Linked DNA regions of Homo sapiens: region 1 is linked to region 2. The links are chromatin loops, found by intact Hi-C in ENCODE. Cell type or tissue: B cell. All regions are shown on one strand. Each heading gives the region's core, and the rest is flanking DNA. Links, peaks and the distances in the headings are about the cores only. Region 1 overlaps ZNF148 (zinc finger protein 148). Region 2 overlaps ZNF148 (zinc finger protein 148).

Evidence for each region. Peaks named below come from ENCODE experiments on the same cell type or tissue, not always from the same donor. Only the 100,000 strongest peaks of a DNase experiment are listed, where the experiment ranks them.
Region 1: it touches region 2 in a loop (1.9-fold over the local background); 12 of 110 quality-filtered maps call a loop at or near these places.

What each region holds. Positions count from the first base shown.
Region 1 is chr3:125,302,834-125,319,294 of GRCh38, reverse strand. ZNF148 (zinc finger protein 148) reads left to right here. Exons shown (of 9, transcript NM_021964.3): 4 at 5,639-5,987. The coding sequence starts at 5,655. It also overlaps the pseudogene DUTP1. Among named protein-coding and RNA genes, the nearest start is that of ZNF148, 64 kb to the left of the region's middle. In B cell, for the core only: no CTCF peak of the experiment used is centred there; a DNase peak (open chromatin) is centred at 8,424; H3K4me3 peaks cover 665 bases; H3K27ac peaks cover 2,447 bases.
Region 2 is chr3:125,357,525-125,373,985 of GRCh38, reverse strand. All of the region lies in intron 1 of ZNF148 (zinc finger protein 148), which reads left to right. Among named protein-coding and RNA genes, the nearest start is that of ZNF148, 9.6 kb to the left of the region's middle. RefSeq lists enhancers at 4,581-5,081, 5,082-5,582. In B cell, for the core only: no CTCF peak of the experiment used is centred there; no DNase peak of the experiment used is centred there; H3K27ac peaks cover 76 bases.

The sequences.
Region 1 (16,461 bases), core at 4,545-12,544, 54 kb after region 2:
GAAAACTGTTTACTCTGTTTCAACTTAATATAAATCTATAAAGCTTAGTTTTTAATTACTTACACATAATTGATTAGAAACATTAAATTAGAAGGTGACCACAAGAAGAGTCAGCTATTTCTTCTGGTAGACAGGAGAAAGGTAATGGCAGATAATTTACGTTCTTTTTAAGTAGCCCTCTGCCACTAGGCTTAAATGACTAGAGGGTTACCTAAGCCACTGCAGTTAGGCTTTTACACAGCTGAACTAAACACGTGTCAATAGGAAGGATGTTAGGTGTGTGGGGGGGTTGGGAGTGGGAGCAGGGAGGGGAAATTTAATGGAACTGGAAGTTGTGTTGTGGCCCCCTAGATACCCCTGTAGACAGTTTCTCTCGCAGAGGGATGGTGATGAGGGAAGAATAAATCATGGAAGCGGGGGAAGAATGCAGAATTTGAAGTAATCTGCGAAAGGGAGATTTAGGAGAAATTGGCCTGAGTTGGTCTCCTTCCTTTCTCTTTCCTGCTCCGTTGTAGTTTTCATCATTCTCTGCTCTGGGTAACTTGCAGTGCAGAGGAAGGATTGCCTCTCACTCTTAGCTGAATTAGCCCTTGGACATCATTTTCCAGTCTGTCTTGGTTCTTAACAGCGCTGCCATTTTGTACTCTGTGGTGTCAGCTGCCTAAGGTCTCTACAAGATAAAGGGTCTTCACAGGGAGCTCAGAGTGGCTTATTACTCCACGTATTTTCTTTTCTTTCCAGTTGGATAGAGGTTCCTTGAAGCTGAAATTAATTGTTTAGTTTTTTTTTCCCTTCCAAATCAGTCTTCCATGTGAGTAATAAGATTTAAAGGAAGCATTCTTTCTTTCCTCCTCTCTTCTGTGTAGTATCCCTAGCCCCTGACTTTCCATTAATTATACACACATTTGGATTAGAAAGCAGTTGGCTTTTTGAGGAGTTAACAGGAAGAGACAGTTAATTATTTACATATTAGTGTGGCTTGATTACCTCAGTTTTCTTTCTTTACACTTGGCTGATCCTCCCTAAAAATAATGAAATTAGAGGAGGGATATGGCATGTGTTAGCTTTTGAGCATGGGACCTTTTGTTGTATTTGGATTTTTGAATATGCAGTGAGGCACATGAGAGCTTTGACTGAGACCACTTAAGAGTTTAAGTGGGAAAGGTTAAAACCATAATGGCATAGAAGGGAGGTGCAAGGACAATAAAAATGTATTTTTTTTTGTACTTTTATCTTTCATTATTAAGTGTAGCTTTATCCTATTCCCTTTTTCCATGGGCCTGGTAAAATTTCCTGGCCAGAGACAGGTTGAGGTATATGATAGAGGTATGACTCACTTTGTCTTTGAAACATATTTTAAAATAACACTAAGTCTTTGTTTTAAAATAAAGAAGAAAAACAAGACCTAGAGTCAATTCTGTTACTCATACCCTGTTAGCTTGCCGTAACATTAAAGAAAGAAAAGATGTTGGTACATGAAAAAGGAATAATAAAAAGTCAAAATTAGTCTTCTTCATGAAGATCCTTTCTTATTTCATTTTCCAAATTCCAGGTAAGTTTCTTACCAGAAAAAAAAAAAAATATATATATATATATGTGTGTGTGTATATGTATTTCTCTCTCTCTCTCTCTATATATATATATATATATAAAAGATCTTACTATCTACATAGTTCTCCTTGATTTTTTTTCACTTAATGTATCTTGGAGAATCAGCACATAATGCTAACGTCATTCCTTTTAATGGCTGCATGTGTTCCATTGTATGGCTGAGTCATAATTAATTTAACAAGTCACCTGTCTATGGATGCTTAAATTTGTTTCCAGTCTTTTCCCATTGAAGGGTTGTAGCAAACATCCTTATACTTACTTCTTTGGTGAATGTCTATGAATAAACCCATAAGGTTGTATACTGTATATCCCTAGCAGTGAGATTGCTGGATCAAGAGTACATACAGTTTTCATTTTGATAGATATTTCCAAAGCTCATTTTAAAACTTTGTCTTATTTAAAACCTTGTGTCCATTGATATTGGAGTCTGTTTTGGTATCTTAGTACTTGCTGGTATTTTGGGGAAATTTCAGGGTATTTCAAAAACAGTTTCTAGGCCAGACAGTTTAACTCCAAATATATGCCTTAATTTGGGGCCATAGGAATAAGGAACTTAGTAAAAAGGAAGTGAGATTTCTTTTTCTTTGCATGTGGTTGGTTTTCAGGAATATTTTTGAAGAGGTCATTTGTTTTTCATTTGGAGTATTTCCACTTTGTCTTCACTTTACTACTTCTGTATCAAGGTGTGCTCTCTTCCTGTTCCAAGTCTCTCACTCTAGTACTTTATGCCTTTTTTCCAAAATATTATCTGTCCCCAGAGTACTACTACTTCCTCAATATTTATTGTTTTGGCTTGATGCTAGGCATAAGATTAATTTAAAAAAATCACATCGAGCTAAAAATCTTCTGCACAGGAAAGGATACAGTCAATAAAGTGAAGAGACAACCCACAGAATGGGGGAAAATATTTGCAAACTACCCATCTGACAAGGGATTAATAACCAGAATATATACGGAGCTCAAACAACTCTATAGGAAAAAAAATCTAGTAATTCAATCAAAAAATGGGCAAAAGATTTCAATAGACATTTCTCAAAAGAAGAGATATAAATGGCAGACAGGCATATGAAAAGGTGCTCAACATTGTTGATCATCAGAAAAATGGAGATCAAAACTGCAATGAGATGTCATCTCACTCCAGTTAAAATGGCTTATATCCAAAAGACAGGCAATTACCAATGCTGGTGAGGATGTGGAGAAAAGGGAACCCTTCTATGCTGTTGGTGGGAATGTAAATTAGTACAACCACTGTGGAGAAAAGTTTGGTGGTTCCTCAAAAAACTAAAAATTGAGCTAGCATACAATCTAGCAATCGCACTGCTGGGTATATTTCCCCTAAAAAGGAAATCAGTATATTAAAAGATAGTTGCACTCCTGTATTTGTTGCAGCACTGTTTACAATAGCTAAGACTTGGAAGCCACCTAAGTGTCTGTGAACAGATGAGTGGATAAAGAAAATGTACATATGCACAATGGAGTAGTATTCAGCCATAAAGAAAGAATGAGATCCAGTCATTTGCAACAACACGGGTGAAACTGGAGATCATTATGTTAAATGAAATAAGCCAGGCACAGAAAGACAAATGCATGTTCTCATTTATTTGTGGGATCTAAAAATCAAAACAGTTGAACTCATGGATATAGAGAGTAAAAGGGGATAGTTACTAGAGGCTGAGAAGGGGAAGGTGGGGATAGTTAATGGGCACACACAAAAAAATAGAAAAAATGAATAAGACCTACTATTTGATAGCACAATAGGATGACTATAGTCAATAACAACTTGATTGTGCATTTAAAAATAAAGAGTGTAATTGGGTTGTTTGTAGCTCAAAGGGTAAATTATTGAGGGGATGGATACCCCATTCTCCATGATTTGCTTATTTCACGTTGCGTGCTTGTATCAAAATATCTCATGTACCCCATAAATGTATATACTTATGTATATATTTACTCCCTCCATTTTTTTTTTTTTTTTTGAGATGGAGTCCTGCTCTGTCACCAGGTTGGAGTGCAGTGGCTCGATCTCGGCTCACTGCACCCTTCCCCTCCTGGGTTCAAATGATTGTCCTGCCTCAGCCTCCTGAGTAGCTGGGACTACAGGCATGCACCATCATGCCCAGCTAATTTTTTTGTATTTTTAGTAGAGACAGGGTTTCACCATGTTGGCCAGGATGGTCTCGATCTCCTGACCTGCTGATCTGCCCGCCTCGGCCTCCCAAAGTGTTGGGATGACAGACGTGAGCCACTGCACCCGGCCAATGTTTTATATATTTAAAACATAAAAATATAGTTATTTTATATATTTAATGGTTGTTTCTAAGTTTTCTTTAGTGATTTGTCTGATAGTGTTCCTGTCAGTTTATTGATCTCTTCTAATTTTTAAGGTATTTTAATATATTAAGGATATGGAGTTTTTGACTGATGTTACAAATACTTTTCACCAGTTGATTCTTAAGGATTTCCAAATAAATGGACAGAATAATGAAATTTTAGCATTAAGAGACTTGTTTCATTTAGTTTTAGTTTGTTTTCTAAGAAATGTGATAAATGAAATTTTTGAAGAGAGCAGCTATTTGGTGATGTATGTAACATCTTTGACCTTTATTTTTATTTGTTTATTTTTGAGACAGGGTCTTATTCTGTCACCTAGGTGGAGTGCAGTAGTACAGTCACAGCTCACTGCAGCCCCAACATCCTGGGCTCAAGCCATCCTCCTGCCTCAGCCTCCCAAGTAGCTGGGACCACAGGTGCGTGCCACCATGCCCAGCTCATTATTGTATTTTTATTTTGTAGAGATGGGGTTTTGCCTTGTTGCCCTAGCTGGTCTCAAACCCCTGGGCTCAAGCGATACGCCCGCCTCGGCCTCCTAGAGTGTTGGAATTACAGGCGTGAGCTACCATACCCAGCAATCTTTGACCTTTAGATTTTAACTTTACTACCTAAAGATTTTGAAAAGTGAAATCAGATGTTTTGTACAGATATACTGTATATATTCTAGGTTGATAATACCTGGTACCAGGGAAGAAAGATTAGCAAGTTATGAATTACACATTTGTGTATTTTGCTGTTTATAAGGTTTTTTTGAGCTGTTCATTTCAGTAAAGTTTTCTCTGTTAATGATAACCTTAGTAAAGGAAAGAGTATTTTGATTTCAGTAGTGTGTTGGAATTTAACTTAGGTATTTGACTGCTGAAAACTATGATCAAAGTTGGTCATTACTTAGGTGATTAATTTGGGAAAGAAGTGACTAAACTGAAATATACTTAACATTTTCGTTATGGTATTGACTACTGTAGTGATTTTCTGTGTCTACCTTTGTTTACATTTTTTATTTCATCAAGATAAATTCCAAAATGTAGAATTCCTTGTTCAAAGAATATGTACATTTTTATAGCTTTTGATACGTTTCATAGCATTTGATACCAAATGGCTTTTGAAAATAGTTGATCTAATACATACTTTTATTATCAGTAGATGAGTGTCTTTTTTTAATACTTCAACATTGGATGTATTTTTTAAGAGTCATTATCAGTTTGGTAGATGAAATATGATAGTGCTGTTTAATGGTAATTTCTTGGATTACTGCTGAGACTCTTTTTTATATGCTTAATGACTATTTCTAAATTTTTAAAAATGATTTGCTTGATGATGTTCTGTCAGTTTATTCCTTACTGAATTCATCTCTATTTTTAACACATTTCAATATATTATTAATATATTAAAGAATATGGATCCCTTGACTGATGTTACAAATACTTTTCCCTAATTTGTTTTTATGTCAGGCTTATTTTTCAATAATAAAGTAGTTAGGATTTGATGCCTTTATATGAAAATGAAAATTTGTGTTTTATTCTACCAGCCTTTGGAAACCGATATTGGTATTATAATTTTAAAATTGGAGGCAGTTCCAAAGTACATCAATAAAATCTTTGTATTTGAATGTTCAAATTCTTAATTTGAAAATTTAAAATGAAGTAGTCATATAAAACTAATTTACTATGTTTTGTTGCCAAACTTGGTTTTCTAGGCAGTTATACTTAAGCATGAACATTGACGACAAACTGGAAGGATTGTTTCTTAAATGTGGCGGCATAGACGAAATGCAGTCTTCCAGGACAATGGTTGTAATGGGTGGAGTGTCTGGCCAGTCTACTGTGTCTGGAGAGCTACAGGATTCAGTACTTCAAGATCGAAGTATGCCTCACCAGGAGATCCTTGCTGCAGATGAAGTGTTACAAGAAAGTGAAATGAGACAACAGGATATGATATCACATGATGAACTCATGGTCCATGAGGAGACAGTGAAAAATGATGAAGAGCAGATGGAAACACATGAAAGACTTCCTCAAGGACTACAGTATGCACTTAATGTCCCTGTAAGTAATTCCTTTATAAGATATTAAACTTAGAAACATAATTTTTTGTTACGTAATACTGCAAGTCATCGAAGAAATTTCAGAAAATGTTTCAGGGCTAAATAGTGTTCTTGAATAGATATACTAAAATATTGACATAAATCATATTTGAAAGGCAAAATTAAGTTCTTGTATTATATTATTTTAGAAGCTTATTTCTTTCAGGATAACAATATTTCTCAGGATTATTTTGGTATTAAATTTTAAATGCTTAATTTTAAAAGATATTTTATCTAACTTCTAGGTTTCTCCTTAAAGAGTAAAACATTTGAATCTTCAACGTAACTAGAAAAATATCACACATTCAAGGGTTTTTCCTACAAATTCTGTAATTCTTGCCTTCTTAAATTTTTCTAATATGCTCCTATTCTCTGTTCTCTTTGTATCCTCCGCTTGCTTGATCTGTTTATCTTTTTAAAGTATATCAGCCCTTTACTCTTTCCTATCTACCTCAGACGTCATTTAAGATGTTTCATAAGCACCCATATGTTTTTCCTTCTTCTACCTTTATTTTTACCCAATAATCAGTGAAACCACAACCATCATGTAAATTCTTGTCTCTTCTTTCTATGATATCAAACCTGGGTTCCTTTCAGTTCATCTAACATGTACTTTTTCTTTTGCTTTAGGACTTTAATATATCCTGCTTGAGATATTACCCTCAGTCATACTTCATACCTGTTTTATAACCTCTAGATAGTGCTCCATCATCATCAGCCTGTCACTTCTCTTGACTCTAGGTTGAGTCCCTGTGATAGGGACTTGTGATTTACTTGTACGATGCTTCTCTGATGGATTGTAGACTCCATAAGGACAGGAGTTTTGTCTTACTTTTCACTGTAGTCCAGGTGTTGGCACATGGTGTGAATGAGCGGATAACTACTTGTAGTTGTGCTCTGATACATACATTCACCAGCTTTACCTAGCCCATTGCAGTAACTTTTTCCTCTTTAGCCTGATGATGTAATGGATTACATTAGTTGATTTTTGAATATGGAAGCAACTTTCATACCTGGAATAAATCCTGCTTGTTTGTGGTATATAGTTCTTTTTAGATGTGGTTGGATTTGATTTGATCATATTTTGAGGATTTTTACATTTGTGTTCATGAGAAATATTAGTCTATAGTTTTCTTGATGTCTTTGTCTGTTTTTGGTATTAGGGTAATGCTGGTCTCATAGAATAAATTAGCAAGTATTCCCTCTGCTTATATCTTCTGGAAGAGATTGTAGAGAACTGATGTAATTTCTTCCTTAAATGTTTGGTAGAATTCACCAGTGAACTGCTTTGGGTCTGGTGCTTTCTGTTTTGGAAAGTTATTGTTGATTTGATTTCTCCTATAAATATAGGTCTCTTCAGATTATCTGATTCTTCTTGTGTGAGTTTTGACAGATTGTGTCTTCCAAGGAATTGGTCTATTTTGATAAAGTTGTCAAATTTGTGGGAACAAAGTTCATAGTATTGTTTTATTATCCTTTTAATGTCCAGGGGTTTATAGTGATGTCCTCTCTTTGATTTCTGATATTAGTAATTTGTGTTTTCTCTTTTTTTCTTTTTTTCTTGTCTTAAGACAGTAATTTAAAAAAATTACTGTCTTAACAATTCCCTTTTTTTTGGTGTATCATTTACTAAGTTAAATTATATAGGGTTTTTTGGGGTCTGTAATTGATGTACATTTGATTTTAAAAAGACACTGTCTTATATCAGGACAAAGCAGATTTACATACAACTATCAGCAGAAAAAATTTCTGTGTGATCTGAACAGAGGTACTCTTTTCTTTGATCATAAGAAAATGCAGTACTTTTAGAAGGTAAAGCTATTAAGATTACAGAAGTTTTACCAAAATGCTTTAAGCAAAAACTCTTTTAAGAAAAAGGTATGAGTTCTCATTTTCTATTCTTAGCATAAATTTTAATACTTTCTAATAGAACCTAACTCTTCTGAATGCCTTTCAGCATCATCCAAAGCTTGAACTTCTATTTCTGGATTAAAAATTCATTCACAAATGAGCTGTGCAATACGATCACTTTTTCTGACTTTAAACTTTTTTTTGCCAAAATTAAACAGTACAGCACCAACATTTCCTCAGTAATCTTCATCTATCAATAAAGTGTTTTGCAGCTAATCCAAACCATGGAGCTACTCTTCTGTAACATCCAGAAGGAAGAGCTATCTGAATGTCCATTTTCCCTAGAGCTTTCTCCATAGGTGGTATTGTATCATCATAGGCACCGTTGAGGTCATAGCCTGTGGCCTGTGTGGATCCCTGAGTCAGGGTTGTGGCCTGCTCAGAGAATGGGGCAAAACGGAGCTGCATGCTGCCTTCCTCTGCAAACCAGCCTGTTTGCTGGGGGTAACGGTGGGTGTCTCTTCAGAGCAGGGCATGGCAGAGTGAAAATGCGAGCAGAGGAGAGAGCAACAATTTTTAAGTGTCCATTTTAGTAGTGCAAACTATATTGACATTGTTGTACAACAGATCTCTAGAACTTTTTCATCTTGCAAAACTGAAACTGAAACTCATGTTCGAACAACTCTGCATTTCCCCCTGCCCAGTGGTAGAGGCTTGCTTATTTTATTGATATTTTCAAAGAAACAGCTTTTGATTTTCTTGATTTTTTTCCCTCTATTTCCTATTTTCAGTTTCATTTATTTCTGCTCTAATTTTTATAATTTTTTTCTGCTTGTTTCGGATTTAATTTGCTCTTCTTTTTCTACTTTCCTAAAGTGGAAGCGTATTCATTTTAGATTTTTTGTTTCTAATATATGCATTCATACTATAAATTTTCCTCTAAGCACTGCATTAGCTACATTGCATAGATTTTGATAGTTGTATTTTTATTTTCATTTAGTTCAATATATTTTAAAATTTCTGTTAAGATTTCTTCTTTGGACTGGGTGTGGTGCCTCACGCCTATAATCTCAGCACTTTGGGAGGCTAAAGTGGCGGATTACTTGAGCTCAGGAGTTTGAGACTAGCTTGGGCAACATGACAAAACCCCATCTCTACTAAAAATACAAAAATTAGCCGGGCATGGTGGCATGCACCTGTAATCCCAGCTATGTGGGAGGCTGAGGCATAAGAATCACTTGAACTCCAGAGGCAGAGGTTGCAGTGAGCCAAGATTGTGCCACTGCACTCCAGCCTGGGTGACAGAGTGAAACTCTGTCTTTAAAAAAAAAAAAAAAAAAAAAAATTCTTTGAACCATTATTGTTTAGAAGTGTGTTGTTTAATATCCAAGTATTTTGAGATATTTTCTAGCTACCATTCTGTTATTAGTTGTAGTTTAATTCTGTTGTGGTCTTAGAGCAGACGCCATATGATTGCTATTCTCTTAAGTTTGTTAGATTGTATTTTATGGCCCAGAATGTTGTCCACCTTGGTGAAATGTTACGTGCGAGCTTGAAAAGAATGTGCATTCTGTTTTTGTTGGATGAGGTAGTCTATAGATTGCAATAGACTGGCATTTTTATTGGACTGACAGTAGCCTGCGCCTTCTCCAGTGTATCTTTCAGATAGTTTCTACAGTGATCTTTCCAAACGAGATGTATACATGTCATTCCCTTACTGAAACTTCCCCAGTGGTTCCTCATTACTAAACAGCTAAAATGTACTTTTTTGCATGGGCGGAAATAGCCGTCATAATCCCGTCCCTTATCCAACTTTTTTTTTTAACTGTAGTTCAGCCCCTTTCGCCACCATTTTATGCTTTAAGCATATCAAATTAATTTAGTTGCCTAGGTCCACTATGGGTTTTTTCTGTTACTTTTGTTCATGTCGTATATGCCTATAATATTATTTATTTGGCAATTTACTGTTACTCATGTTTCACCTTAAAAGATGTCTCTTTCTTGTGATTTTTCATTATGGTAACTATAATAACTTTGCATTTCTTTGCTTGCAAGACTGTCTTGTCATTATATTTTAAGGTATTTTTTTCTGTATCCTGCCTTTAAATTTTGTGTTCTCAATACCTGGGTTATAGTAGGCAATCAGATTTTTTTTGAGTGAAAATATACATTCTGTTTTTAATTGAGGAAAAGTTTAAAGTGAAATGTTCAGATTCTGAGTTTGTAGTTCAGAGTTTTGACAACTGCATAAACTTGTATAATCCATAATCCATCAAGATACCAAATGTTTTAGTAATCCTGGGAAGTTTTTTTGTAATTCTTCCCAGTCAATTCCTCCACAACAGTTGTTCTGATATTTTTTCTTCATAGATTGTCATTGTCCTTGATGAGAACCTCATGTAAATGGAGTTACATGTAACTCTTGTGTCTGGCTGCTTTTGCACAACATGTTTTGGGATTCATCCATGTTGGTTGAATGTATCAACAGTTCATTCTTTTTCCCTATTGATTAATGTTTAGTCATTTTAATTAATATCAAAATTTGTTTATTCATCCTCCTTTTTGTGGTTACTTGTGTTGTCTCTTGCTTTCAATTACTATGAATAAAGTGGTTAGGAAAATTGTTGTACAAGTCTTTTTTCATTTCTCTTGGTACGTGTTTGTGTAAGTCTTATTTCTTGTGGGTTTTCATTGATGGACCTAGTGTCTGTCTTTAAATCAGTGTCACACTGTTTTGATTGCTGTATCTTTTATAGTAAATCTTGAAATCAAATTGTGTATGTCCTCCAATTTTGTTGTTCTTTTGTAATACTGTAGTGACTATGTTAGGTCCTTTGCATTTTCATATAAAGTATGGAATCCACCTTTTAGGTTTTTGTTTTTTTTTTTTTTATAGAAAAGTCAACTGATTCTGATTGAGATTGCATTGATTCTGTATATTGACTTGACTGACAAACCAACATCTAAACAATAATGGCTCCCAGTCCATGAATGTAGTACACCTTTACTTTTATTTAGGTTTTCTTTATTTCAGCATTGTTCTGTAGTTTTCAGTGTAAAGTTATTGGGCACATTTTGTTAATTTTATCCTTAAGTATTTCATGGTTTTGGTTGGATGCTATCATAAATGGTATGTTTTAAAATGTCAAATTCTAATTGTTACTTTCTAGAATATAGAAATGCAGTTGATTCTTTTTATATTGACTATGTATTCTGTGACTTTGTTATCTTTACTGATTAGTTATAGTAGTTATGTTGTAGATTCCTTAGGTTTCTTCACTATTGTATTGTCCATATGTTTTACTTACTTTCCAATCTGTATCTCTTTTATTTCTTTTTCTTATTGCACTGTCTGGGGCCTACAAAACAATGATGAATAGAAGCGATGCAAGTAGACATGTTTGCTTTGTTCCAGATCTTAAGGGGACTGCATTTACTCTTTCATCATTAAGAATTATGTTAGGGGCCGGGTGCAGTGGCTAATGCCTGTAATCTCAGCACTTTAGGGGGCCGAGGCAGGCAAGGGATTGCTTGAGTTAAGAACTTCAAGACCAGCCTGCACAACATGGGGAAACCCCATCTCTGCCAAAAAAAAAAAAAAAAAAAATTATCTGGGCATGGTGGTGTGCACCTGTAGTCTCAGCTGCTTGGGAGGCTGAATTGGGAGGATCACCTGAGTCCAGGAGGCAGAGGTTGCAGTGAGCCAAGATCACACCATTGTACTCCAGCCTGGGTGACAGAGTGAGACTGTTTCAAAAAAAAGAATTAGGTGTAGGTTTTTCATAGATTACTTTTATTAGGTTGAAGTGTTCTTCCTAGTTTGCTGAGACTTTGTTTAAAAAACGTGAGTGGTTTGGGAGGCCGAAGCGGGCGGATCACGAGGTCAGGAGATTGAGACAATCCTGGCTAACAAGGTGAAACCCCGTCTCAACTAAAAAAATACAAAAAATTAGCCGGGCGTGGTAGCAAGCGCCTGTGGTCCCAGCTACTCGGAGGCTGAGGCAGGAGAATGGCGTGAATGCGGGAGGCGGAGCTTGCAGTGAGCTGAGATCGCGCCACTGCACTCCAGCCTGGGCGACAGAGCGAGACTCCGTCTCAAAAAAAAAAAAAACATGAATGGATATTTAACTTCATCAAGTACTTCTTCTGCATCGATTGAAATGATCATATGAATATCCTGTCATTATTCTCTTAATATGGTGAATTATGCTGATTTTCAAATATTAAACAGCTCTTGCGTTCCTGGGATAAATCACACTTGGTCATGATGTATCGTCCTTTTTTCTTGTTGAATTCAGTTTGCTAATTTAAACATTTGTATGTTTATGAGAGATATTAGTCCATGGTTTTCTTTTTTTTTTTTTGGAATAGCTATGTCGTTTTTAGGTATATTGGCCTCATTGTAAATGGGTTAGGAAGTGTTTCCTTCTCTGTTTTCTGAAAGAGTTTGTGTAAGATTGATATTTTTATCATACATATTTGATAGGCTTTACCAGTAAAGCTAATCTAGAGTTGAGTTTTCTTTGTGGGAAGGGTTTTTTGTTGTTCTTTGGAGACAAGGTCTTGCTCTGTTGCCCAGGCTGGAGTGCAGAGTGCAGGGTCACAGTCACAGCTCACTGTAATCTCAACCTCTTAGGCTTAAATGATCCTCCCACCTCAGCTTCCCAAGTAGTTGGGACTATACACACATGTCATCACATCAGGCTAATTAGAAAAAATTTTTTTTGTAGAGACAGGGTCTCACTATGTTGTCCAGACTTGTCTTGAACTCCTGGGCTCAAGTGGCCTCCCACCTCAGCCTGTGGGAAGGTTTTAAATTACAAATTTTATTTAAAAAAACATAAGTAGGCTATTCATACTAAACATTTTTTCTTGAATAAGTTTTGGTAAATTGTGTTTTCTTAATTGTTTAATTGACCAAAGTTCTATTAATATTTTCTTTTGTTGTTTTAAGGATCAATGGTGATTTCTTTTTTCTCATTCCTGATATTGGTATAATAATTTTTCTTTTTCTTAATTAGACTGGGTAGAGATTTACTTGTTTTCATTGTCTGTTCAAATAGTGAAGTTTCGGTTTTATCGATTTTCACTATTCACTTTAACTTTTGTTCATTTTTACTTTTTATTATTTCTTTCTACTACTTTGGTTTTCATTTGCTCTTCTTATCTTAGCTTTTTAAAGTAGAAAGTTTGGTGACTGATTTTAGATATTCATTTTTGACCTAAACATGTGAAGCTCCAAACTTTTTTCTCAGCATAGCTTTTGATATATTTTTTCATTTTAATTCAATTAAAGATACTTCTAACTTCCTTTATTTCTTTTTGATTCATGAGTTAATTAGAAGTGTTTTGCTTAATTTCTGAATATTTTGAAGTTTTCCAGATATCTTTTCATCATTAATATCTAGTAAGTGTGGTTAGAAAATATATGCTGTATGATTTCTGCCCTTTTAAATTTATTGAGACTTGTTTCAGTGCTTGGCATATGATCTGTTTGGTGAGTGTTCTATGTGTACTTGAAAAGAATGTGTATTCTGGCTATTGTTGGTTGGATTATTTTATAAATGTCAGTTAGGTCAAGTTGTTTAGTTGTATTCACTTTTTCTTTTTTTCTTTTTTTTTTTTTTGCCCGTGCTGGTGTGCAGTGGTGTGATCATGGCTTAATGTAGCCTTCACCTCCTGAGCTCAAGTAATCCTCACAACTCAGTCTCCTGAGCTACCTGGTCTACAGGCACACACCACCATGCCAGGCTTATTTTAAAATTTTTTTGTAGAGACAGAGTCTCACTATGTTGCCCAGGCTAGTCTCACACTCCTGGGTTCGAGCGATCCTCCTGCTTTCACCTCCCAAAGTACTGGGATTACAGGTGTGAGCCACAACGCCCGGCCACTAATTGTATTCTTTAACTCTTTTATGTACTCACTGAACTACATGTTCTGTTAGTTACTGGGAGAGAGCTGCTAAAGTCCAGCAGTTAAAGTTTGTTAGCCAAAAGACTCAGTTCAAAATTACATGTTGAATTTAATTGTCATGTTCTTCAGTTTTTGTTAGTCTGGGTTAATTCATCACTTTTGGAATTTATATTTTACATTTATTTAGTAGAATGTCCCTCAGGCCTTACCTGATTTTTTTTCCTCCTTAGGATATTTAAGTTAAGCATCTTTGGCAGGAATATTGTACAAATAATGCTGTGTTTTCTCGCCATTGCATTCTGACAGGCAGCACCTGAGTTTTATTTGCCGTCATTCAGATGATGGTTCACTTTGATCAATTGATACCTTCCAGGCTTTGCTGCTATAAAGTTATTCCTTATCACACTTTATTTATCAATATGGAATTAGGGTTTTTAAAAATTTGCTGGGTTAAAATCTATTACTGTGATTATTTTAATACTCAGTTTGTTTAAGATTTGGCTAACAGAAGCCTTTTCAAGCAGGTTTTATGTTCTTGGACATATCTCGTCAGTCGTTGAGTACTTCTTTGCTTTTTGGCACATTATGTTCTAGGCTTATCTTGTCCTTTTTCTGCTTTAGTTCTGGAGTCAGCCATTTCTCCAAGGACCCCCTAGTTCATTTTAGTGGAGAATGGTATTTAGAAGCCAAGGTCTGGGTGCTGAACATGCTGCTCCTTGCAGTTGGGATATAGCTGCTCCTAGGCCTCTCAATGGACAGAGCTAGAGAATGTATGTATGTATATAATGATGTACATTTACATATAGTGCACATATTCCTTTCTATAATTTCCATATCTATCAATATTGAAAACCATGAGTTCCTACTGCTACCTCCCATTACAAGTCCAGCAGAGTACATTAGACGGTGAGAAACCTGGCTTGTTATCTCAGCATATTTACTTATTTTCTTATTATCCTAACCCCTAATGCAGATGCTCCTAGGCTTGTAAGCCTCACAGGAGTACTTGCTACCCCTGCCCTGCGTGGATACCTTTCTCCTCCTACATGTGCTTTGACAACTTGAACTAGACCTTAGCACCAAGCAGACCCCCTCCTTATGGCACTCTTACTTAGATACATTGCACTGGTCTACATCCACTCTTTGATACTTTCTTCACCCCACTTAGCTTTTGACATGGTGGTCCAGGCTGCCCTTTTCCCACAATCTAGACTCTTCCTTATGCTGCTTGGGCTCCAGCACCTCATGCTGAGCTGCCCCTCTATATGGAGAACCACCTCACCCTGCTTGGTCTTTGACATCTTATATTGGGCCATCCTCCCATGTAGAAGCCCTCTTCCTTCTGTCTGGTATCTGACACCTTGTTTGGCCCCAGCTTATGGCTTTAGACCTGACTGGTTCCTGGAGGATAAGAGGATAGGCAAGAGCAGGAAGGGGAAAAGGACAAAAATCTATCCTTTTACTTAAAAATTTTTTTATTTTAAAATTATATAGATTTATGGAAGGTGGCAAAAATGGTACAGAGAAGACCCCCTCCATCCCTCATCCAATTTCTCCCAGTTGTTACATTTTATATAAATACACTGCAATGTCAAAATCAAGAAATTCACATTGCGACAGTGTATCCCATGTTGAGTACTTTATGCAGCAACCCCTAACCGTTTTTGGCACCAGGGACCAGTTTTGTGGAAGACAGTTTTTCCACGAATGGGGTGGGGGTGGAGATGGTTTCAGGATGATTCAAAAGCATTACATGTATTGTGCACTTTATTTCTATTATTATTATATTATAATATATAATGAAGTAATTATACAACTCACCATAATGTAGAGTCAGTAGGAGCCCTGGGCTTGTTTTCCTGCAACTAGACCATCCCATGTGGGAGTGATGGGAGACAGTGACAGATCATCAATTAGGCATTAGGTTCTCATAAGGAGCAGGGAACCTAGATCCCTTGCATGTGCAGTTCACAATAGGGTTTGAGCTCCTATGAGAATTTAATGCTGTCGGTGACCTAACAGGAGGCAGAGCTCAGGCATTAATGCAAGCAGTGGGGACAGTGTGTAAATACAGATGAAGCTTTGCTTGCTCACTGGCCGCTCACCTCCTGATGTGCAGCCGGGTTCCTAACAGGTCACGGCTTGGTGCTGGTCCACGGCCTGGGAGTTGGGGACCCTTGCAGCATGTGTAGATTTGTGTAACCACCAAAGCAATCAAGATTCAGAACTAAGCCAGGATAACAAAGATCTCTCTGGTGCTACCCCCTATAGTCACACCTCTTCTCTTCCTTCCATCATTCCTAACCCCTGAATATCCTTAATCTGTTGTTTATTTCTAGAACTGTGTCATTTTTGAGAATGTTGTATCAATGGAATCCTACAGGATGTGACCTTTTGGAATTGACTATTTTTTTCACTCAACGTAATGCTCTTGAGAGTCGTCCAGGTTGTTGCATGTATCAGTAATTTCTTACTGTTTGTTTTGTAGTAGTGTTGCATAGCACCAATGTACCGCAGTTTACCATTCACTTATTGAGGGACATTTTAGTTGTCTCCAGGTTTTGGTTATTAAAAATAAAGCTGCTATTAACATTTGTGTGCAGGTTTTTCTGTGAATATAGGTATTCATCTCTAGAATAAATACCCTACCATACCCCTATCACCCAGATACA
Region 2 (16,461 bases), core at 5,477-13,476:
ATTGACTTGGTGGTTTTCTTCACTGCCCAGTTTATCTGGTCCAGGAGAATTGGTGCCGTATTATTCAGCCTGGATTGCAGTACACAAGATTATAATTAATGGTCGGGGGGAAGACATGCTTGCTGGCTCTTCTTTAGATACTTCATTTGTAGCTCAAATTAGTTGGCTGGATTGGTTCCATAAATCTGTGGCTGGTGGGAGATCTTCTGCCATTCACAGTTCCTGAAGTGAACTGTGAGGGAGTTCTCCAGTGAGAGAATACTCTCATTCAGGCATGATGGCATTGAAGAAAACGTATCAGCCAGCAAAGTGTGGGCCTGCAGAATGGAGGAGCTAGAATATCTGTTTTGGTTTTAGGTTGCAAGGAGGTCAGGACTAGTTATCAGAAGGTCTAGGGGAACCTAGGAGACTGGACGACTCTAGAGCCAGGTTGGAGGGAGGATTAGCATCTCTATGTCAGGAAATGAACCAAGCTCTCTCTGGATTTGCTGAGCTCACACCAGACCAGATTTCCAAGAGGGAACTCTGGGCTAGAACCATACTCTTAAAAACTACCCGGATATTATTCACCTTTTATTAAGAAAAAACTATATACAGCTGGGCGCGGTGGCTCACACCTGTAATCCCAGCACTTTGGGAGGCCGAGGCGAGCGGATCACCTGAGGTCAGGAGTTTAAGATCAGCCTCGCCAACATGGTGAAACCCCATCACTATGTGAAACCCCACCATGCCAGGCTGGTGTCGAACTCCTGGCCTCAAGTGATCCGCCCGCCTTGGCCTCTCAAAGTGCTGGGATTACAGGTGTGAACCACCATGCCTGGCCAGGTCTTTTTTAAACATAGTATGCTGTACTCAATTTTATTGTCATCATGGCATGAGAAGGCTAGTCTTCCTTCCCTTTTCCCTCACCAGCACTGTATATTATCTGTTCTTTTAATTTTTGTAAGCAGAATGCACTTAAATATGTCATTATTGTCTTTCTACCCTTTTTAAAAAAATTTTTATTTATTTATTTTTTTGAGACGGAGTTTCACTCTTGTTGCCCAGACTGGAGTGCAATGGCGTGATCTCGGCCCACTGCAACCTCCACCTCCCGGGTTCAAGCAATTCTCCTGCCTCAACCTCCCAAGTAGCTGGGACTAAAGGTGCCTGCCGCCACCCCTGGCTAATTTTGTATTTTTAGTAGAGATGGAGTTTCTCCGTGTTGGTGAGGCTGGTCTCGAACTCCTGACCTCAAGTGATCCACCCGCCTTGGCCTCCAAAGTGCTGGGATTACAGGCGTGAGCCACTGTGCTCGGCCTCTACTCTTTTATTATAAAATTGTTCTGAGGGAACTTACAATGAAAAACAGCAGCCCCTGTCTCACCTGCCTATTGCAGTTCCACTTTACTGAGGCTGCTACTTTTAAGCATTAATTTTGTATTTCTTACCATGCTTTTTTCCATGTCTCCAAGTAATGGGCATATAATATTATTTCTTGATTTATCAAAATGACATTATCGGAGTCAGAAGATGTTTATGAATGTGTCATTGACATTATCCCCTTTCTCCTCCTTTCTGACCTTTGATATTTATTTTAGTTATTTTATTCAGTGTGTTTATATTTTTAAATAATATGCTTAAACCTTGATTTTAGAATCCAACAATCTTAGGCTGTATCTCTTGATTTCCCCATTGTATTTTAGGGATTTAGCCTAGGTATGGCTTTCCTGAAGTAGAAAGAACATTGACAATTAGACTAAAAATGCTGGATGAGATGATAAAGAGAAGTTTGGATGGACCTATCAGAAAGACCATGTTGTAGGAACCATCTTTGCAGTGTAAGATTTGCTTGTTAGAGATGAAGAGGAGTTGCTTGACAATGATAGTTGTTCATCTTGGAATTAGTTACCAGATTGCAGTATTTTTTTTTTTTTTTTTTTGAGACGGAGTCTCGCTCTGTCACCCAGGCTAGAGTGCAGTGGTGTGATCTCGGCTCACTGCAAGCTCTGCCTCCCAGGTTCACGCCATTCTCCTGCCTCAGCCTCCCGAGTAGCTGGGACTACAGGCTCCCACCACCACGCCCGGCTAATTTTCTGTATTTTTAGTAGAGACGGGGTTTCACCGTGTTAGCCAGGATGATCTCGATCTCCTGACCTCGTGATCTACCCGCCTCCGTCTCCCAAAATGCTGGGATTACAGTCATGAGTCTCCGCGCCCGGCCTGATTGCAGTATTCTTTGACAGTCTTCTGGAGAGTTTTAGTGTGGGAAATCTGGAAATGCATTAAAATGACCCTTGAATGTTTTTTCTAGGGTTCTGTGGCAATTCTTTTTTTTTTTTTTTTTTGGGACGGAGTCTAGCTTTGTCGCTCAGGCTGAAGTGCAGTGGCACGATCTCGGCTCACTGCAACCTCTGCCTCCTGGGTTCAAGCAATTCTCCTGCCTCAGCCTCCTGAGTAGCTGAGATTACAGGTGCCCGCTACCACACCTGGCTAATTTTTTTGTGTTTTTAGTAGAGACAGGGTTTCACTGTAGATGGTCTCGATCTCCTGACCTCATGATCTGTCCGCTTCGGCTTCCCAAAATGCTGGGATTACAGGCGTGAGCCACTTCGCCCTGCCCCCCCCCCCCCCTTTTTTTTTTTTTTTTGAAACAGGGTCTCACTTTGTCACCCAGGCTGAAGTGCAGTGCGCATGTTCCCAGCTCACTGCAGCCTCCACCTCCTGGGCTCAAGCAATCCTCTCACCTCAGCCCCACAAGTAGCCGGGAATACAGGCATGAGCCACCACTCCCAGCTAACTTTTTTTGTATTTTTTATAGAGACGGGGTTTCGTCATGTTGCCCAGGCTGGTCTTGCACTCTTGGGCTCAAGTGGTCTGCTTGCCTCAGCCTCCCAAAGTGCTAGGATTACAGGCGTGAGCCACCGTGCCCGGCCACAATTCTTATGTTTTTATTTTTAGGAGGTAATGGATTGGCATATACATGTGTTTTTTGGGGGGATGTAGTAGGGAGAGATGGGAAATGTGGTAAGAGGAGGATGAGGATGAGGAACAGGGTTTGATGGAGGTGGTGATACATTTTGAGGAGGCTGAAGAAAAGGTAAAGAATTTTGAGGGGGATTTGGATATAGTTAATGTGAAGGAGGTTTACCTTATGGTGATGAGACTAAAATTTTTGTCATTTTTAAGGAAATTAGCATGTTTAAGTCACTAATATGTTGGGAATGTGGTAGGAAAAAACTATACTGGGCCCAATCTCCTCTGTTAGGTTAGAGTCATAAAATATTAATGTTTTTGAAATTTGTGTATGAGGTGCAAATCACTATGGTGGATGTTGGGAGATTAGAAAGATAATTACTCCACTTCTTTTTGGGAGTCTAAGTAATGGCAACTCTTGAGAGTCTTCCTTACTTTCAGTAGTAACAGTATTCACATGTAGTTTATGTATTGCTAAATTTTGTATTTGTGACAATTATTCTCTTTGTTTTGCAAATGGTACATTGTAACCTGTTCTAGAGCAGAGACTTCCTGTAGTCTCTAGGGAAACTAACAGCAGGTTGATTCTTAAGTGCTTAATAAATACCTGTTGAATGACTGATAGAAAGTAGTGTTCACTGTTAGTGATAATAGTGGGATTGTATGAAATTGCTGAGTACTTTGGGGGTATTGTAGGCAAAACTGTGTGTGTGTGTGTTTGACAGCGTGAAGGACAAAAGGGATATCTGGAGAGGACCTTTAGATTTAAGGGAAGAAGACAGACTGGATTAGAATGGAATTGCAGTGGTTCTGTAACAACTTGGAAGAGGTGGGACCAAGGGGTCTCTTCTAAATTTGAAGCTAGTTTAATCTGGAGTAAAATCTGGTCTGTAGCAGGGTGCTGGTTTAATTTAGATTTTTTTTTTTTACCTCAGGCATAAATGACTGTTTTAGGACTGTCTGATTTAATTCTTTTTTAGGATAGTAAAAATAACAGATAAGCTTCTTCTCTCAAGGAATTTGTAGTATTTACAATTTTTTTTTTTTTGAGACGGGGTCTTGCTCTGTTGCCCAGGCTGGGGAGCAGTGGTGCGATCTCAGCTCACTGCTGGGTTCAAACTCCGCCTCCTGGGTTCAAACAATTCTCCTGCCTCAGCCTCCCAAGTAGCTGGGATTACAGGAGCGTGCCACCATGCTCAGCTAATTTTTGTATTTTTAGTAGAGGTGGGGTTTCACCATTCTGGCCAGGCTGGTCTTGAACTCCTGACCTCAGGTGATCCTCCCACCTTGGCATCCCAAAGTAGTATTTACATTCTTTTGAGAGAGAAAGACAGTTGTGAAATAATTCAGTAATGGTATAAGATTTCAGAAAGTTGATTTTTAAAAACAAATATCAAAATTATATCTCCAGATAAGAACTTTTATATTTCGGTGGTCATTTTCAGTAGCAGTGTTCAGAATGTTTTTAGAACACCTTTTCTGAATTAACTTCTGAGTACAATTCTATAGAATTTACCTATTTATTGAGTATCTAGTGTGTGCTGTTGGGGGAAGGGGTCTATAAAGGTGAGCGAAACATGGTCCCTGTTTGCTAGGAGTTCATAATCCCTTCAAGAGGCACACTTTTTTTTTTTTTTTTTTTTTTTGAGGTTGCAGTATTCTTTGTCTTCTGGAGAGTTTTAGTGTGGGAAATCTGGAAATGTATTAAAATGACCCTAGAATGTTCTTTCTAGGCTTCTATGGCTTTTTTTTTTTTTTTTTTTTTTTTTGAGGCAGGATCTCACTCTGTCACTCAGGCTGGAGTCCGGTGGTGTGATCTTGGCTCACTGCAACCTCCGCCTCCTGAGTTCAACTGATTCTCGTGCCTCAGCCTACCAAGTAGCTGGGACTAGAGGCACACACCAGCACACCCAGCTAATTTTTGTATTTTAAGTAGAGACACGGTTTCACCATGTTGGCCAGGCTGGTCTCGAACTCCTGGCCTCAGGTGATCTGCCTGCCTTAGCCTCTCAAAGTGCTGGGATTACAGGTGTGAGCCACTGCGCCGAGCCCAAGAGGCACACTTTTGTTTGTTTGTTTGTTTTTTGAGATGGAGCCTCTCTCTGTCACCCAGGCTGGAGTGCAGTGGCGCCATCTTGGCTCACTGCAACCTCTGCCTCCCAGGTTCAAGCGATTCTCCTGCCTCAGTCTCAGAGTGGCTGGGACTACAGGCGTGCACCACCACTTCTGGCAATTTTTTGTATTTTTTAGTAGAGATGGGGTTTCGCCGTGTTGGCCAGGCTGGTGTCGAACTCCTGGCCTCAAGTGATCCACTCACCTTGGCCTCCCAAAGTGCTGTGATTTCAGGCATGAGTCATCACACCCGGCCAAGAGGCACACTTTTAAATAATACATGGTATAATCTTATTCTGAATGGTCTTATTGATGACAGATCTTTTTACTTTGAAATTTTGATTTTTAGAAATGCTGAAGGTTAGTCAATATCAAATAGAGTGAATGAAAAATAGTTTTGCCTTAAATCCAGTTAATCACAGAAACGGGAATAATTTTCTTGGTTGACTTATTAGCTGATTTTGAAAACACTCCCAAGGAGGAAGTTGGAAATATTTTGAACAGGGGTGATAGCTTCACATGTAGTTAGTTAGGCACTACATAAATGTTGGTTGAGTGCATCAGATGGTTGGATGGATGGAGTGAATAAATGAGTAAGTGGTAGCCTTCCAAAGTAACTTATTTTAAAGAGGACCATACTGATTTGAATGTGTAAATAAATTTTTTAAAAACTCATTTTTCTCAGATGAAATAAATTCTGAGTATGTTTGTTAATAATTTTATTACCTTGAGCAAGATAGTTTAAGTTCACAAATGAGTTTTACAGACAGTAAGTGCTGTAGGAGTTCAGGGAATGGAGAAATGAACATTGGCTAAGGTTTGGTGAAATGATTTAAGTGAACCATACTTATATTTGAAAAGATTCCTTAGGGATCTCAGAGAGGAACTAAATGACTCCAAATTCCTCTTGCAGCCCTAAAGTGAACCTAGAGTCTGGATCTATTTTTGTCTGAATGCTTTCTGCCTGTTTCATTTTAGCTACTCCTACTGGTTTGTTCCTTTCAGATTCACATTTGTTGGTAGATGTTGAGCCCCCTGAAACAACTATGGGGTCTGTTTTCCGTCTTCGTATAGTGTAACTTTTAGTTGTTCTTTTATGAGCCTGTACCCCACAAATTACTTGGCCTTCATGAGAGAAGAGCATGAGTCAACTTGGCCCTGTTATCCTGGCATTTTCCTGCATGCTTTTCTCAAAGCTGCTTTCTGAATTACGGAATAGAATAGACAGAACTGAGGGCATGTGTCCAGTAGACACGAGCTTGTTGAATGAATGAATGAATGAATGAATGAGATATTTGAGATAATTTAGGAGATCTGAATTGTCTATATGTTTTATGTTTCTTTTTCATTTATTCATAACCTGCCTTTTTCTACAAAGGACTTAACAGGGCTGCCAAACTATATGCACTAGCAATGAATTGAAATAATTCAATAAATCTGGTTAAAGAGATGATGAAGAAAAGAAAAATCTGTTTAAAGAATATAGATCAATGTGTATCGGTGTTAGAGAACTAGGAATAAGGTAGAAGATAAGCAGATGGGGAAGGAAAGGTGGTATCTGATAGAAAGCATGATTCTGAAGGAGGGAAAAGATTACTGAAATATGACAGGCTATCTTTGGAGGAAAGCATGAGAAGATGGAGGGTAAAGAGGATTATTTGAGACGGCTGTTTTGAGGAGGAAGATGGTAAGGCTATTTGAAGGATAAGAGTCAACAGAAGTTTGGAATATAGTAGAAGTTATTAAATTATGTTGATTTATAACAAGGTTTCAGAAAATGATGGGATGAGCTTTATTTAACAGATAATGCACATTTGTTATATGCAAAAGCATATAATGCTTTGCTGTCAGGAATAAAACCTTTGGGATTTATATTGTGGTAGGGCAGCTGGACTTGTGCACAAATACCTGTACTATAATCACAAATATATCTGTGAGTCACAAATATACCAAATATTACTGAATTTAAAAGGCAGAAAATGCATTTGATTAGGAGAAAACCTGAGACAGAACTTTAAAGGCATAAAAGTGGAATTTTAGCTAGTCTTTGAAGGGATTGATAAGATTTTTTTTTTTAAGTTTTGGATTGATAGGATTTTGATTGGCAAAGATTACTGAAAGAGAGCATTCCTGCCTGAGAGATTAGCGTAAGCAAAGGCTTGGAGGTGAGAAGCCCAGGAGATGTGGGGAATGGTGAGTTAGGTTTTAATTTTTAAACTATGACCTATAGTAAGAAATACATGTCACACTTCTATCTAATATATGCATGTATGAATGTTTGTGTGTGGGTAAAACAAGAAGTTTCATAATACAGTAACTGTCCTTAACAGTGGCAGGTGCAGTTGGATGTTATCTATTTTGTTTGACTAAAAAGAAAAAAAGCTGGCCAAGGGGGAAGAAAAAAAAGCTGATTGTCACTCATTAAACTGATTTCATGACCGACAAAATAATTAATCACAATCTATAGTTTGGAACGCAGAGAGTTCATGAATAAGGTATAATACAAGGTAGGAGAGTCAGTTGGGGTTGGGTTGAAAATGGATGGCCTTGAAAGCTAAGCTAAGTAGTTTGTATTTGATATGATGTAGTGTTGTGCTTGGTAAGCAAACAGAAGCTGGGTTTTAGTCTTGGCTCTTCTGTTTACCCACTGTATGATTATGGAGAATTATTTCCTTTCTGAGTTTCCATTTTCTCATAAAATTGATAATCATACTTTCCTGGCAAGGGTTATGGTGAGGATGTGAGAATTAAAGTATGTTAACATATGATTAAAGTATGTTAGCAGAAATCATTAGTGTATAGCTGTTGAACTTTTCTGAGTAGAGAATTGAGCCAAGGACCGTATATTAGATAGCTGGCAATAGCTATACCTTACTGGGTAGATTGCGGGTAATGTGGTGGTAGAGTAAGATTGTATGTGAAAAGACCAGTTAGAAAACAAAAAGACCAGTTAGGTGGCTACTGGAGATATTAAGAAGGGCTTGAATTAGTTTGATAGCAGTAGGATTAGAATATGGAAGTGGAATGCAGTTGGAGGTAGGGAAGAGGGGAAGATGACTAGAAATATGCTATTTATTTATTTATTATTGAATGAACGAACGTGAGGCTCTTGATCTGTTGCCCAGGCTGGAATGCAGTTGTGTGAACGCAGCAGCTCACTGCAGCCTCTACCTCGTGGATTCAAGTGATCCTCTTGCCTCAGCCTTCCGAGTACCTGGGACCACAGGCATGTACCACCACGCCTGGCTAATTTTCAATTTTTTTTGTAGAGATGTGGTCTCACCATGTTGCCTGGGCTGATCTCAAACTCTTGGGCTCCAGTGATCCCCTCCCTCAGCTTCCCAAAGTGTTGGGATTACAGGTGTGAGCCACCATGCCTGGCTGACTGGAAATTTAGAGTTGTAGAAATATTCAAATGGCAGCAGCTGAAATTGGATTATATTTTTGGGTAGTTTAGTGCAGTACATTAGAGTATAATTTTAGTTTCTTTCATGTAGTAGGTGCTCAATTATTTGTTGAATGATAGAAACTAAATACGTGGACTGTGGGATGAATTGTGAGTAGAAGCAGTGATGGGTGGATGTGAGAAGGAGGGTTAGACTGGAGGATACTTTGATGGACTGCCAGAATTTATTCGTTCAGGGTATATTTTTATATTTACTGTATGCAATGGACTGCCAGAATTTATTCATTCAGGGTATATTTTTATATTTACCATGTGCAAGGTTCTATGGTAGGGAGTGTGAAGGATACATGTTTATATATGACACAGTCCGTGTTCTTCAGGAATTTATCCAGGGACAAAACATACACATCCATCTATGACACAAGTACTGTGGCAGGTTTGTTCAAGGTTGGCTTTGTGGAGAAATTGGTGCGAAGCTTAGACCTTGAAGGATAAATAAGATAATAGGCAAGAAGGTGAGGGTTGGCTTTCCTAGAAGAAGGAGTGATATGAGTGACAGTGAGCAAAGTTCAGGACATGTTTAGGGGTTGGTGGTCTAGATTAGCTATAATTTAGGGTTCATGTTGAGGAATGGAGGGAAATAAAGCTGGGAAGTAGGCAGACTATCTCAAAAATTCAGGCTAACTTGGATTTTGAAAATGTATTTATTGAGATAAATACAGTAAAGTGCTCCAATCTTAAGGGCACTTAGGTATAAATTTATGTAGCCACCACCCAGTTCAATATACAGGACATTTCCGACTTCCAGAAGGATGCCTCATGTGCCATTTCCAAGCTGATATCTCATCCAACCAAAAATAACTATTATTCTGACTTTTGTCATAACAGAGTAGTGTTGTGTGTTTTTGAATTTTGTATAAGTGGAACCCAATTTCTGTGTCTAGTTCCTTTTTCTCAAGGAGCATGTCTGTGAGTTTTATCCATGTTATGTTTGGCTGTTTATTCTTTTTTCATTGCTGTGTGGTATTCTATCATATGAATATACCACAGTGTATTTATCTATTCCATGATTATTGGATGGTTTCAAGTTTTTTGAAGTCTGAGGTGTTCTGTTTGTTTTTTTCAGGCAGAGTCTCACTCACCCAGGCTGGAGTGGTGCGATGTCTGCTCACTGCAACCTCCGCCTTCTGGGTTCAAGCTATTCTCCTACCTTAGCCGCCCTAGTAGCCAGGATTACAGGCATGTGACACCACGCCCAGCTAATTTTTGCATTTTTAGTAGAGACAGGGTTTTGCCATATTGGCCAGGCTTTTCTCAAACTCCTCACCTCAAGTGATCTGCCCACCTCGGTCTCCCAGAGTGCTGGGATTACAGGCATGAGCCACCATACCTGGCTGAAGTCTGAGGAGTTTTAACTTAAGTCAGTATGCAGTGGAGAACCAGTGTTGATTTTTGAACGGGTAAATAAGAGACTATTTAAGAATACTAATCTGGTGACCTTTCTCTTTTTGTAATGAAGAGAACCTGGTGACTGGGAGACAAAGTTAGGAAAAAGTGTGAAGTAGGCTGGACACAGTGGCTTATGCCTGTAATCTCAGCATTTTGGGAGGCTGAGGCAGGCAGATTGCTTGAGCTCAGGAGTTTGAGACCAGCCTAGGCAACATGGCGAAACCTTGTCTCTGCAAAGATAAAAAAATTAGCGGGGCATGGTGGCACATGCCTGTAGTTCCAGGTGCACGGGAGGCTGAGGCAGGAGAATGACTTGAACCCAGAAGGCAGAGGTTGCAGTGAGCTGAAATCTACACTCCAGCCTGGGTGACAGAGGGAGACCCTGTCTCAAAAAAAAAAAAAAAAAGTGTGAAGTATTGAGGGTATAAGTTGGGTAGTCATAGTGGGAATAAAAGGAGAGGGATAGCTATAAGAAATACCTCAAAGAAAGAATGGGAAGGTTTGATGGCAGATAGGCTTTTGGGAAACAGTAGAGAAAAAGAAAACTGAAGAAAAGCTCTAGGGCTTTTAATCTGGGTGACTGAGATTGATGGTGCCATTAGTAGAAATTATTAGATCACTTAGCAGAACTGTTTTGGGGTTTTAAGACACATTGACCTGTGTGTGAGGCATCAGTACTGGATTGGAGCTAAGAAAAGAAGTCCAATATAGAGTTGGGAATACATACATAGAGTTGATAATTATATAGCTACTAATTTTGGATTTAGTTAGGGCACTGACGGTTATGAAATTATTTGGACTGATAATTGAAGTGTTAATTGAAGTAATAGTTGAAGAATCTAGTTAAAAAGAAATCATTATGCATTCCAATTCTAGTTAAAAAGAAATCATTATATATTCTAATTCCTCAGGAGTAAATTGGATTGTAGGAGAGGGTGATGGTTTAAAGATTATTTTGGGTAGCTGGGGGAAGACAGCCATATGAAGAATGAAAATGTAGAAACAGTGGTGAGGGATGAGACCCTCAGTGGCTGAGAATTATAGGAGGCTCCAGGTCAGACCTTGGGAAAATATCCACAATTTGGGCTAGGAAGAGCAGCAGTGATTTCAGATAGAAGAAACAACCAGAGAGGTCAGAGTAGAATCATTACAGTGACATAAAGCAAGGTGGGTAGCTTAAGTGTCATTGCCAAAAAGAGGGTAAGGACTGGCCAAGCATGGTAGCTCATACCTGTTATTTCAGCAGTTCGGGAGGCTGAGGTGGGCATATTGCTTGAGCTCAGGAGTTCGAGACCATGCTGGGCAACATGATGAAACCTCATCTCTACCAAAGATAACAAACTTTGCTGGGTGTGGTGGCGCGCACTTGTAGTCCCAGCTACTTGGGGGGCTGAGGTGGGAGGATCACTTGAGCTTGGGAGGCGGAGGTTGCAGTGAGCTGGTATTGAACCACTGCACTCCAGCCTGGGTGACAGAGTAAGAGCCCGTCTCAAAAAAAAAACAAAAACAAAAACAAAAAAAGGGTAAGGACTTTGGTGGGGGATCATATGATTTGGAACATAGATTTTTTAGTTTTTGTTTTTTTTTGTGGTCTTCAAGAGAGCAGTTCAGAGACCAGGGTGCATGGTGGTTTACTGAGTGGGTTGGAAGAATATGGAAGCAATAAATACAGGAATTGATTAAAGAAGTTTAGTTTGAGAAGGAAGAACAACAACTCTTATTCTAAAACTGGAGGCAAGAAGTAACAGATGGATGAAGTTACAGCATTTTAGAAGCTGTGAAGAGGATTTGATTACAGGTGGAGAAGGTGTGATTTGAGGGAATTTTATAGAAGGGTTCGAGTATTTGTTGGAATTAGGGATTTAAATATGAAAATGATTTGGATTAGTCAATGAGACGGAGAGTTGTATTTAGAATAAATCTGTTGTGGAAGATTTCATAGCTTTCTGGTGGTGCTTAACACCCAGTGCGTGGGCATGGAGAAAACAGATGGTGAGGATTGTCTATCACTGGGGAGATGCATAGTGAGAATAATGGAAGGTCATGATATTCTGGAGAGGACAGTGTTAAAATGGCTGTTGGACAGGTTTAAATTATATAGGGAGACAATAAAGCCAAGTGGAGGTAAAGAGCAGGTCTACAACTAGAACATAAAGTAGTTGTGGATAAAGAAAAGGGGGGTGGTCTCTGAAGTTACAATCCTAGTGGATTGTAACTATTTTTTTTTTTTTGAGACAGGGTCTCGCTCTGTCACCCAGGCTGCAGTACAGTGGCATAATCTTGGCTCACTGCAGCCTCTGCCTCCCAGGTTCAAGTGATTCTCCTGCCTCAACCACCCAAGTAGCTGGGATTAAGGCATGAGCCGCCATGTCCGGCTAATTTTCTGTATTTTTAAAGGAGACAGGGTTTCACCATGTTGGCCAGGGCTGGTGTCGAACTCCTGACCTCAAGTGATCCACCTGCTTTGGCCTCCTAAAGTGTTGGGATTACAGACGTGAGCCACCACACCCGGCCTAGCACTTTTCAGTTGATGGCTCTGTTTTGTTTCTTTGTGGCTAGCTGAAGTGCAGATGAAGGTCTTAGGAGTTTTTGAAGGTCAGGGTGTAGAAAGTTCTTGAGCATCTTTGTTGAAGTCATTGAGAATAATGGCTGAATTTGGGAGCAAGCAGAATTGAAGTTATTGGGTAGGGGAAATAGGAGGGTGTTCTGGAGGTTGGTAGATGTTGCAGAAGGAATGGTTTCAGTGAGTAATGTGACTCCCAAGCGATTTTTTAGTGATAGGATAACAGGGAGTGGTCCTGGGGAGCAAGAAGCAGCAAGTCCTTTTTTATCAAGCTGAAGGAGTAGGAGAATGATATAGCTAGTCATGAGAGAAGCAGATTGTCCAGGAAAAGCCAGGTAAGATGAGACAGGTGGTCACAATAATTGGGCAAGAGTTGATAGTGATTGGAATCATTGAGCCACGGGAATTGAGAAAAATAGCTAGATTTGTTACATTTACCAGTTCTCTTATTATTATTATTTTTTAATTTTTCAGACAGGGTCTTCTCTGTTACCCAGGCTGGAGTGCAGTGGTCCAGTCATGGCTCACTGCAGCCTTGCCTCCTGGGCTCAAGCAATTCTCCTGCCTCAGCCTTCTGAGTAGTTGGGATTACATATGTGTACCACCATACCTGGCTTTTCTTTTCTATATATATGTATATATATATTTTTTAATTTTTTAATTTTAATTTTAATTTTTTTTTTTTAAAGAGATGTGGTCTTCCTATGTTGCCCAGGCTGGTCTTAAACTTCTGGTCTCAAGCGATCTTCCCTCCTTGGCCTCCCAACAGTTTGTTTATAAAATAAATAATACTTGCAAAATCATAACCATTCATGTGTAATATGCTGATATAAATTTAGCTGAAAGATATTTGTGGGTTAAGAAATGAGACATTGGAAACAAAAGATGAGGTGGAGGTGTATTAAAGATAAGGTAAGCTGAGTATGATGGCTCACACCTGTAATCCCAGTGATTTGGGAGGCAGGGGCAGGAGGATCACTTGAGCTCAGGAGTTCGAGACCAGCCTGGGCAACATAGGGAAACCCTGTCTCTACACAAAAATAAAAAATTAGCTGGGCATGGTGGTGCACACCTATAGTTCCAGTTACTCAGGAGGCTGAGGTGGGAGAATCACTTGAGCCCTGGAAGTCAAGGCTGCAGTGAGCCATGATTGCACCACTGCGCTCAGCCTGGGCCACAGAGTGAGACCCTGTCTAAAAAAATCAAAAAAATACAAAAACCCTGTCTAAAAAAAAAGATGAAGGTAAAAGACAAAAGATGTTCTATTGTTTGTTGACAATAGAACATGGAGAAGCTGATAGGATCTGGTAAATAGATGGACTGGAAATGAATGAGGAAGTTGAAGTTGTAGGCATAAGAGAGGAGAGAGTAGCTTGCAGCAGAGAAAATATGGAGAGAACATATGGAAAGGGGTTTAAACAGGCCATGGTTTGTAGGGGCGAGGATATTGACAAGCATCATTAAGTGTAATATTTTTATTAAACTGGGAAGTAGGGAGCCCTTGTATTCCCTGGGCTTTTGCAGCCCAGGCCCAGTTGTGCCAGCTGCATGGGCGGGCCTGTGCTGGCGGTGCACTTAGCAGCTGGTGGAGCAGCGGCGTGGAGCTGCATGGTGGCGGGTGGGCTGCCGCCCACTTGGGTCTGTGTGCTCTTGGCCCATGGCAGGGCAGGCAGGTGGGCGCTCGCTGAAGTGAGCAGGAAATAACTGATGTCAGAAACCTATTCTTTCTCTGTGCAAATAAGAACAGTCTATGCCACCCATGATAAAAGGTGGCAGTATGTCATGCCAGCTTTTAAAAAAATATTGTCAGTGATAGAGACATTGAGATCTCTATTTGTGTGCTTGAGAACCACATCATGTTTTCTGTTTGCAAAAACTGGCAAAAACTTGCATAAGTAAAGAGATTCGGGTAAAATGTGGAAGAATGGGGCACATGGTAAGAATGAGATGTCCTAAGGGAACTAAAGTGGACTCTTTACTTTCTTTTTTGTCTATAATGACTTTAATAATCCTGAAGTGCTGGGATTATAGACATGAGCCACTGTGCATGGCCCATATCAGAGTTTTTGATGTTCATGTTTCAGAGAGAGAGAGAGAAAGCATATTTAATGTAGAAACATGAAATGGCAGTGAGAAAAATATGACAAGGCACAAAATACGTAGTATTGGTGTTCCATCCTAGTGTAGCTTTGCTTCAGGATTAGTTCCAGGATTTAGCCCTGGGCTTTCATCACTTTCTTCCTGCCTTAACTTCTACATCTGTTTAGCCACCAAATTTAATAATGAAAGATCTCTGGAGACTCAGAGTGTTGAAGGCCTGAGAGGGCCCAGGGTTCTCACTTTGCTCAACTCATGAAACTTGGCTGTACCATCATGTAGCAGCCCTGCCTGATTCAGTCTAGAGTTGTTTTTAGGATGTGCCTCAGACTGGACCTTGTTGAGGGAGAGCATATTCTGAATATTTGGGTGGATTGTGTGGGTTAGGCCAATGATGAGTATCTTAAAGAAGGTGATGGGAAGGATTATAGTAGACATGGAGAGAAGTGTGTTTTAAATGATAACTATATTAATTCAACATAGATAAATGTCTTCACAATACAGGGGTTTGACCTTTGAACATCTAGGGTGGCATGGAGAAGTTTTCCCTGTAAAATTGAGAAGAGCCAATATCCAAGAGATTAGAATGAAATGCACACTTGCTGTTCTGCAGGCCCCTGTATATGTGTACTTGTCATATGTACACACCTGTATGTGTAGATACATATAATATTAAAATTTGTTTATTTGATTAGGTTGTATAATTAGTTTTAAGGGAAGTGGGACTAGTAGTGGAACTAGTTTTGAGTTATGAATGAGTTAAATGAATTGTTACAGAATATTTGGAAAGGTCATTTTCAAGGTTTTGGGGACGAGCCTAGGAAACAGATTTTTCTGTAGCCATAGGGGCTTCTGGAATAGATGCACAAACTTTGATGGCAGTTTGGGGCAAATTTGTGTAAGTTGGAGAGTGTTAGCTTTGAGGAAATGAGAACAGACAAGAAAAACGCAGTGTTTGAGAAAGTTATTTATGTATTGATTTGGTAGGAGCTGATAAAAAATTATAAAAGTTGTGGAGAGATTTTGAATAGCTAAAGTGGGAGATATCATGGAAGTGATTTATGAAGCTTTTTTTTTTCTTTTTCTTTTTTGAGATGGCATCTTGCTCTGTTGCCCAGAGTGGAGTGCAGTGGCGTTATCACGCCTCACTGCAACCTCTGCCTTTTGGGTTCAAGCGATTCTCCTGTCTCAGCCTCCTGAATAACTGGGATTACAGGTGCCCGCCACCACACCCGGCTAATTTTTTGTATTTTTAGTAGAGATGAGGTTTCACCATTTTGGATAGGCTGGTCTTGAACTCCTGACTTCACGTGATCCGCTCGCCTCAGCCTCCCAAAGTGCTGGGATTACAGGCCTGAGTCCCCGCGCCGGTCCGATTTATGAAGCTTGTTACTTCAAGTATTAGAAAAGTAAAATGGAAAGATGGTTTAGAGAAGATTTCTTTTGGGAACAATATAAAACAAGCAAGGCAAGAAAAAACTAAAATGAGTAAATTAGGGTGTGGAAAAGTTAGAGTAAGAGGAAGGATTAAGGCGGAGGCTACTGAAAGAGATTTCTTACTGTCAGGCTGTGTGATAATACAAAGCTGTGTTCTGCAGCGTTTTGTTGGATACTATTGATAACTGGTTCTTTAAGGAAAGGGGCTTAAACAGGCCTTGGTTTGTAGAGGTGAGGATATTGACAAGCATCATTAAATGTAATATTTTTATTAAAGAAACTTGGAAGTAGGGAGCCCTCATATTCCCTGGGCTTTTGCAGCCCAGGCCCGATTGGGCCAGCTGCGCGGGCGGGACTGTGCCGGCTGTGCGGTTGGTGGCTGTGGAACAGCGAAGTGGAGCTGCGTGGTGGCGGGTGGGCTGCCGCCCGCCTGGGTCCGTGC